Linked DNA regions of Homo sapiens: region 1 is linked to region 2. Evidence: chromatin contacts called from ENCODE Hi-C or POLR2A ChIA-PET data. All regions are on one chromosome and are shown on one strand. The core of a region is the stretch at or near the end of the contact, and the rest is flanking DNA. Distances in the headings are between cores, read along the strand shown. Region 1 holds the start of LINC02811 (long intergenic non-protein coding RNA 2811). Region 2 has its middle 9.0 kb from the start of HPCAL4.

Evidence for each region. A loop is a pair of places that touch in the nucleus more often than their neighbours do. ChIA-PET counts read pairs that join two places held with the same protein, here RNA polymerase II (POLR2A). Pooled maps may share reads with other maps.
Region 1: a loop to region 2 is called in a pooled map, with 4 times the contacts of the local background. The contact joins the promoter of LINC02811 here to the enhancer-like site in region 2. A Hi-C loop is called at or near these places in 2 of 168 maps with a recorded cell type or tissue (Calu3 and HepG2), 1 of 37 single-sample maps with no recorded cell type and 4 of 50 pooled maps. POLR2A ChIA-PET finds 5 or more read pairs at or near these places in 2 of 52 experiments (B cell and T-cell).

Annotation. Positions count from the first base shown.
Region 1 is chr1:39,815,025-39,819,342 of GRCh38, forward strand. LINC02811 (long intergenic non-protein coding RNA 2811) reads right to left here and starts at 2,436. Exons shown (of 4, transcript NR_186710.1): 1 at 2,225-2,436. RefSeq lists enhancers at 1,719-2,714, 2,563-2,732.
Region 2 is chr1:39,698,048-39,702,748 of GRCh38, forward strand. No RefSeq gene overlaps it. Among named protein-coding and RNA genes, the nearest start is that of HPCAL4, 9.0 kb to the left of the region's middle. RefSeq lists an enhancer at 2,769-3,421. Within about 2 kb of position 3,149, at least 7 of the 41 ENCODE cell types and tissues checked have a DNase peak (open chromatin) inside an H3K27ac peak, as active enhancers do.

The DNA of each region.
Region 1 (4,318 bases), core at 1,186-3,685, 120 kb after region 2:
ACACACACACAAAACAAGAAAGCTCTTTATGGACTGACATAAGCTACAAAATACATTGTTAAATGAAAAAGGCAAGATGCAGAACAGAGTATACTCTCCTTTGAGTAAAAGGGTGGAATAACATTTGATACTTGCTTTATTTATATGAAATAGACACCTAGGAAACTAATAAAATTGACTTATAGTGGATGGATGAGGTGGACAATGGAATAAAGATAGAAGTAGAAGTAGCAGGGAGACTTTGTTTATTTTGAGACAAGGGCTCACTGTTGCCCAGGCTGGAGTGTGGTGACACGATTGTGGCTCTCTACAGTCTTGACCTCCCAGGGTCCAGCGATCCTTCCACCTCAGCCTCCTGAGTAGTTGGGACTACAGGCACATGCCACCACACCTGGCTAATTTTTTGCTCATTTTTTAGAGACAAGGTCTCACTATATTGCCCAGGCTGGTCTTGAACTCATGGACTCAAGTAATCCTCCCGCCTTGGCCTCCGAAATTATTAGGATTACAGGTGTCAGCCACAGTGCCCAGCTGAGACTTCTTAAGGGATATCAATTCTTTGAAGAAATAGTTGATTTCTTGAATGACGCGAATATATTACTTGGCCAAAATATTAAGTAGAAGAAAAAATGTGTTGAGTTAATGAAGGCTCTGTGTAACCCTAAGGAACTTATTTTCCCAATTCCCACCTCAGTTTCCCCAAATAAACTGGAGGACCACTGAGGGCTCCCCCTCTTTGGCTCCCAGACTTTGGGTACAGGCCCTTAGGACTCCAGTCTGTATCTCTGACCCCAGCCCTGACAGAGGTTCAGAAGGGGTCTGCCTCATTTCGTGTGCCTCCCTCCTCCTAAATCACAGTCAGGGCTGTCAGCACTTTAGTCCCTGTCCTGCTCCCTGGAGCCACTGAGCCAGGTGGAGAACACCTGGTCCTGCAGCGGATGGAGAGAGAGAGATCACATGGAGGAGGCTAACTCAGCTCTGTGCTGTGCCTGGAGGTCGCGTCTGTACTCACTGCTCAGAGCACACTACTGCCAGGGTTGGGTCTGCAGTGGGGCCTTGGAGCTCTCTTTATATCTCACCCCTCACCTTCTAAATGGCAGGTTATGATTTCCTAATATGCTGTGACAGAGCTGAACCCTCCATCCCAGCTGCAGGCACCTGCCTCTGTGGAGTGGCTACTCTAGGCTAGGTACTTCAGCATATTCTCTCTTTTCATCCTCCTGCAGTCCAATTTGGCAGATAAGGAAACTGAGGCCTAGGGAGGTTCTGGGCTCCTGCAGAGCTAGGGGAGGAGGAAGGAAGCAAAGACTAATCAGGCATCCCTTAATTGGACTTGCCTGGGAGGCAGGCACTGGGCCTGAGTAGAGGGTGCTGGGAGCTGAGTGTGGTCAGAATACAGGGAACAGAAAGGCTCAGGGTGACCAAGGCTGAATGGGGGTGGGGCAGGGTCCCTGAGGACAGGGCTGAAGCACTTGGACAACTGACTACAGTGGGGCATTTTCAGGTCTGGGCTTGTGGAGTGGACAGCTGAGGTCCCTGAGTGGGGGCACAGGATGGCTGGAGGGGTTGGGGAGAAGGTGGTGAACCTTGGAGGAATCCAGGAGGGAGATGATGTGACGTCATCTAGGGATGCAGGGGGTGCGAGAGGGGCAAGAAGCAGCAGCACTTGGTGACTGATGGGATATAGAGGTTAGGGAGAAGGCGGGGTGAGAGTGATGACTAACATTTATTGGACACTTTGTATGTGCGTGGCTCAGTAGCAAGTGTTTCCCATTTGTCACAGCACTTAATCCTCAAAACATCCTAATAGTGTTGGTTCTATTGTCACCCCCATCTAACAGATGGGGACTGTGACTCAGCGGTGAGAGTCTTAGCAGAGGTCACAAGCCAGTCCTCAAGTCCCTGGGAACCACTTGGTTCCCACCGTCATCTCCCCCGAGATGCTAGGCTGTTTGTGTCCACCAGGGGGCAGAGAGAGGCCGGGAATTTGAACGGGACCCACGTTTTCCTGCGCTTCCCTTAGCCTTGGCTGTGGTCAGAGATCTTGGTGATCAAGGAGTCTGACCCCCTAGTTCTCACTTTACCATAGGGTAAGCTGAGGCCCATGGAGGGACAGTGACCAGCTCAGGTGGTAGAACCAATCAGAGGCGGACGTGGGCCAGAGCCCAAGACTCCAACCCCCCAGCAGCTTAGACCCCAACCCTGGATCAGGTCACCCCAGCACCTGGGGGGTGGCAGCGGCGACGGGGGCCATGGATTCCGGCCCCAGCCTGTGAATTCCACAGACACCGCGGCTCCACACAACCCACACCCCACTGCACACAGAAAGGATACGGCTGACGCTTCGTGAGCGATGCTGGTTGTCACCAAGTCACTGGTGAAACTGGGAGAGCGCCCCTGGTGAGACGGTGTGAGGATTCATGCAAAGCACGTGACAGAGGGAGTTTCAGGAAGTGAAGCTGTCCTGTGTTGCTGCTGTTTTATTAGTAACAGCAAGCTGCCCAGGCCCACACGAGGCAGGTGTGTCTCATGAGTGTTCTACGGGAGAGGAAGTGAGGCTTAGAGGCCCAAGCCAGGAGTGGAGGAGCTGCGGCTACGGGCTACGGTGCCCATGCCCACACCTGCCTCAGGAGCGCCCTCTTCCTTTGGATGATTCTTTTTTATAGACAGGGTCTTGCTCTGTCGCCCAAGCTGGAGTGCGGTGGTGCAATCATGGCTCCCTGCAGACTTGACCTCTTGGGCTCAGCTTCCCAAGTATCTGGACTACAAGCATGCACCACCACACCTGGCTGATTTTTAATTTTTTTGTAGAGATAGGGTCTTGCTATGTTGCCCAGGCTGGTCTTGAACTCCTGGACTCAAGTCCTCCTGCCTTGGCCTCCCAAAGTGCTGGGATTACAGGCGTGAGCCACCATGCCCACCCAGCCTGGATGATTCTTTTAGTCCGTCATTCATCCCATGAGCATTTGTGCCACATGTGCTCTGAGCCTGGTTCTGTGGTGGGCACTGGTGCCACCCTGGGCCCTGAGGTGCATGAGGGGGCGGAACAAATGGAAATTGAGGCAGGCTAGGCCTAGAGCCTGTGGGCTTCCTGGGACTGGGCACTGAGCAGTGAGCTCGGGAGACAGAAGGCTGAGCCCAAGGCTGTGGGCTTGTGCCACCTCTGCCTAACCAGGGTTTGTTTACCTTCCACCCAGAATCACATAATGGAGGTCCGTTCCTCCCCTGCACAGCATCCTGCCCTCAGGATAGCCTCAGGGCTACCCACACAGATGGGAGCTGCCTCATCTGGGGCCACTCCAGGGCCGGGGGTTCTGCTGGGAAGAAGGCTCCTACATCCTTGCCCCGCTGTCTGAAGCTGGTTTGGGCCAGTGAAGAGGAGCCTTCCCTGGCCGAACTCCTTTTGTCAGCCCAGGGAATATCCAGGTCAGGGGGTGGGGTTTGGCCTGGGGATCAGGGGCCCAGGGTCATGTTTGGGATTATCCTAACAGGCATTGCACCTGCATAAGACAGTGCAGGATGGGTCTGCACAAGACCATATAGAGGAGAGGTGAGCGGGGTTGAAGGCCAGTCCACACCCTGCTCCACTTGGCACTGCTGGGGGCTGGAGCAGGGCTGTATCAGCCTAGAGGAAACAGGTTCTTATTTCTGAGTCATCATGAGCACCACATAGGTTGGCAGTGCCCTGATGGCAACAGTCCCTAAAGCGCAGGGGTGGAGCAAGGCTTGATGTTGGCCTGGAGCTCCAGGGCCAGTTGCTATTTGAATGAAAGAGTTGCAGCAAGCTGGTCTTTTCCCCAAACCCATGGCCCTCAGGTGTTGCTCAGGAGAAGGAGGGATGGAATTGGCCATGGGCTACCACCTCAGGAGGCTGGACCTCTCAGAGGAGCTTCTAGTGCTTTGCTTAAGATATGTCCGCCAAGACCCATGCCAACACTCTTGGAGTCTCAGGGGCTCCTGACTTTTCATTCTCCCAGGCCCCAGTCCAGACTGACTCTCCCAAACGCCCATTGTGGATTATGTCCAAATTCCTTTGCAGGGCCATTTCTTGTTCACCACAGACACACCTGTGTCCAGAGTGCACATAAGACAAGCCACTGCTCTGAGGGGGAGCTCCTGGCTGGGGGGATTCCAGGACCTAGATCTGTGAAGCCACCTGCCTCGGACATCATGGAGGAGGATGGCAGTGTTCGGAGGCTCAGGAAGCGCAGCACCGTGCCCGGGTGGCAGTTGGCCTGGAGTCTATGCAATGTGGGGTGAACCAGGACCACTCTCTGGGACGTCCACCCAGGAGAGCCAGGAAGGTGTTCCAGGCTGG
Region 2 (4,701 bases), core at 1,899-4,398:
CTCATGAGGATAAAGTGCTTAGCAGAGTTCCATGGCACGAGTAAGAATGATACACAGATGAACATATAAATCATGGTTGTTACTGTGCTATATTAGTTGGGACAAAGACTAAGCTGCTATAACAAATAGATCCAAACATACAATGACTCAAATGCAATAGAATTTTATTTTTTGTTTATATACAGTCTAGGGTCAGTGTCAGGTTGATGGGTGGTTCTCTTCTTTGTGGGGATTTGGGGATTAGGCTCCTTCTACCCTGAGATGCTACCATCCCTTAGGGCCTCCAGCCAGCGAAAAGGGAAAGACAGAGTGGAGGAGGCACATCTGCTTCTGAAGGCTTTGCTCTAGAAGTGGCACACGTCACTTCTTACGTTCCAGGGAAAACAAAAACCATTCTATTAGATTGGAGAGGGAATTTATAATAAGAGATTTGATACAAAAGTGTTAGAAGGGCTGGAGGAGCAAAATGCAGATGGCGAGGTTGCCCTGAGATTTCTAATTGCAGGAAGCCACTAAAAGTGTTACAAGGACTGGAGGAGCAAAATGCAGATGGTGAGGTTGCCTAGATTTCTAATTGCGGGGAGCGGGGGGCAAAAGGGAAAATGATGCTCTGCAGAGCCTTTGTTCATTGCACTGCTGCTAACTCCATTGGAGCACCTGCAGCCACCGCCACCGGAACCACCACCACTACTGCCCTGCAAGAAGCCAGGAGCTCACACTCTCACTGATGCTGCAGTGCTGAAGTCTGAAGTCACCTGCTGCTGTGGCTGTCATTGCCAGAGCTAGGGGTCATAAGAGCCATGCTGCCAAGGCAGCTGGGGTGCCTGCCACCACTGCCACTGGAAGAGGGCTAGGAGTCTGCCCATTGTTTTTGCTGCTGCTCCTTCCACTGTTGGAGAAAGAAAAACAGGCTTCTCCCTTCTTCTTTCCAAACTCCCATAAGAGCCACATGCTGGCAGAACCTAATGGGAAGTCAGTTGATAAAGGAATCTGAGAAATGTAGTTTGCAGGCTTCTAGCCCCTTGCTATACAGAGGGAAGCATAGTAGGATGAGAATAGTGTTGACAGCAAACAGACAAGTGACTGGTACTGTAAATTCAGATTGCTGAAGACTGTAGTTTCAGCCACCTTCTTGCAGCGTTTGTGGAGAGATGCTCAACTTCAGAACTAGCCCAACAATCTCTCTACACCACCCTAGATTTCTATAGAGGGCTGAGACAGGGGTGCTATGATTGTAAAGGGAGACAGACTGTAGTGTCCTCTCATTTCTTGTGGGTGTATTCAAATGGTTCCCTTCCCCAAATCTCTGGGAGGGGGACTCCTAAGAATTAGCTCATTAAGTTTTGGGGTATCATCAGGAAAGGAAGTCTTTTTCAGGTTGTATCTCAGCTGACCCACACAATGCATCAGTCTGCCTCTGTACTGCAATGGCAAGGGTGGGATGAGGTGGGAAGAAGCACTGAAGAGAGAAGGTGTGGTGGAAATGCCAGTTGGAGCGGGTAAGGACTGGGCCCTTAAGTGGTCAGTTCCTGAGATTTATGGAAGGTAGATCCTATAACCTGGTGGTGACCGGTGGAACTTTTTGCAATGATGGAAGAATTTGGTACTCAACCTATCTAGTATGGTAGTTACTAGTCACATGGGGCTATTGAGCATTTGAAGTGTAACTAGAGCAAATGAGAAACTAAGTTTAATTTTTTTTTTTTTTTGAGACAGAGTCTCACTTTGTCACCCAGGCTGGAGTGCAGTGGCACAATCTCGGCTCACTGCAACCTCTGCCTCCTGGGTTCAAGCAATTCTCCTGCCTCAGCCTCCTGAGTAGCTGGGACTACAGGCGCGTGCCACCACACCTGGCTAATTTTTTGTCTTTTTAGTAGAGACAGGGTTTTACCATGTTAGCCAGGATGGTCTTTATCTCCTGACCTTACGATCTGCCCATCTCGGCCTCCCAAAGTGCTGGGATTACAGGTGTGAGCCACCGTGCCCAGCCTAAGTTTAATTTTTAAATTAATTTTAATTTAAATAATCCATGTAGGTTGTGGTTATTAGATTGGACAGCACAGCTATAGATCCTGAAACTGGGGGTGAAGAGGCCAGACGAAATTGGGAGCTGAATGTTTTTTAAAACTCCTGCAGAGAAACATGGCATACTGCCCGCTAGAGATCTACAGAAAAATGTAGTTATGTTTCAAGGGACCATCAATACCTAAAAGAATGGCTTAGGATTGAGTATCTCACCAGCAGGGCCTATAGAAACCTCACTGCCAGCTGAGTGTATAGACAGTGAATTGGATTCGTGACGGCAAGGCTAAAATTCAACTGCCATACCAATTGTTAAAATATTGAAACATTTCCATATCAGCTTGCAAATAGCCACTTCCCCAAGTGCTTCCTGCCACCCCAGCCACTCTGCCCCCACCCCTAGAGCACCCAGGACTTTTGAAGTACCTAATGGAGTCCCTGCTGTCCCCTACCTCTGACCTGGCACAGCAGGGAGCTTTCAGGACCCTGCTCAGGGATTGGCAGGTGACTGTTCACCTGGGTTGGTGCCTGTGCCATTCTGGCTATTAAGTATTTAGAAAATCACCCCTGCTCTTGGGTACGAAAGCAACTGATGTGTGGTTATTCATGCAGGGGAATAGACATTATGGCCCACAGAAAACGGCCTGCCCCAACTCACCATTGGCATTCACATGAGAAATCCTTTTCTTCCTTTCTTCCTCCTCCTAAAACCCACTGCAGAGAAGCAATCACAAGGAAGGTGGTAGGTGTGGAAATGCTCCCTCCCTGCCCACAGCCACCAGAGCTGTAAGTCTGCCCCTCGTAGAATAGGGGCTGGGAGAGAGCTTTGGGTCAAAGGTGAAATTGAAAATTTAACTAATTTGGAAGAATTTCAGTAAACTAAAAGTGATTGAACTTGTGGGCTCTGGATTAAGGTGTTAGGTTTTTTAAAGGGAAGGCAAGGGTTAAAGAAAGACATACAGAGAGAGAGGGCAGCTCTACAGCAACACAGGTATATTGCAAAAACCTGTGGAGGTAGGGGGATCAGCTTAATGTCAGAGCCCACCGCTGCTTACAGGCTGGGGTAATTATAAGCATGTGGGGGAGGGGTCTGGGCAGTATGGCTTGCTGCCCAGGAAGATGTTGATTACGTGTTCCCATGCTGAGGCGGTTTTGGCCCTTGTTCTGGCGGAATGTGGTGTTCCTTGCACTTTCTCCCAGCAGAATATGATAAGAGGCAGGCTGTTTCTCACAGTCCGTACCCCATGGAATGTTTCACTTCGACCAAGGTCTGCGAGATGGCGGGGGAGGGGGCAGCGGGGGCTTACAAAATGGTGCGGTTTGGACTAACAGTGGAGAGGGGTGGGAGAGCGACAAGAATCGGCACTCTTGATCCAGGTGCTGGCTTCCTTACTGATCTCCTTCTGTCTGCCATCGCCAGTCCCTGGCACAGAGCCCCCTCCTTCATCCTGGCCCTGAGATGCTCAGCCACTCAGACCAGTGCTTGCCCCATTGTTTGGCCACCTGCACACACACACACACACACACACACACACACACACACACACACACACCTGCAGCCTCAGTCTGTACTTGCGGAAATGCCTGGCTCAAGCTGGGCCAATCAGATGTTGTCTCCTGGGAGTGTGGAATTTTGAATGGAGAAGAAAGAAATCTCATTATCATCACAGTGGAATCACATGCTCTGGGCAGTGTTCTAGGAAGAAAGCTCTATGATCCCTTGCTGTGGGATGTTCTAGGCCTGCCCTTCTGTGACAATTTCTTGGCTGTTCAACCCTTTCTGGGAGCCCCTGAGACACCCCCATGAACCTTCTAACATGTCATGCCAGCTCTCCCTCTCCAACTTCCCGCCATTTTTTCCCTTAAGTTAGGCGGAGCTGGTTTCTATGGCTCGCAGCCAAACACCTCTCAACTAATAAGGGCCATGCAAGATCAGAGATAGGAGGTGCGGTGAGAGGCAGCTGCCAGCAGAGGGGACTGTGGCCTCACTTTGAAGGGGCCTTTGAGTGGCCATAGAGGCCTTTGAAGGGAAGGTGGGTGAGGGAGCCAGGCAGTGAGGAGAAGGCTCTTCCTTGTGGTGTTTTATCCCAGCAAGGGCAGGGAGGGCACACAAGGAGATAATGAGATGGAAAGTCAGGGACTTTAATCCTATCACAGCTGCATCACCCACTTCACTCATGCTGTGACTTTGGGCAAGTCACTCCTCCCTCTAAGTTTGCTGACTTCGAAAACTGGGTTAAGACTAGAACCTCCCTTACAAGATCGTCGTGAGGATTAAATGTGATAATGTATCATCTTAAGTGCTTGGGACATTGTCTGGCACATACACTGTTATATATTTTTGCTGTTATTATTCTCATTTCACAAAGCACAGAACCAAAGGGCCAGAAATAGAGCCCCAGGAGAGCATATAGACATGCTTCAGACCATGGGGGGACTCTTTCTGGTACCCTGAGATTTGCAGTTCTAAAGCTAGATAGGGAGGATAGCTGGGTATCTTCCTGGGAGAGTCTGTGGGGATGAAAAGTTCCAGAGACCAGAACATGGGGATAGCCCAGAAAATGGAATCCATTCCTGATGACCAGGTGGTGGGAGTAGGGCCAGGTCATGGCTGGGAATGTGATGCATCCTGGTGAGGGCATCCACATCTCAGCATTTGTGGTCTCCAGAGATGCCCAG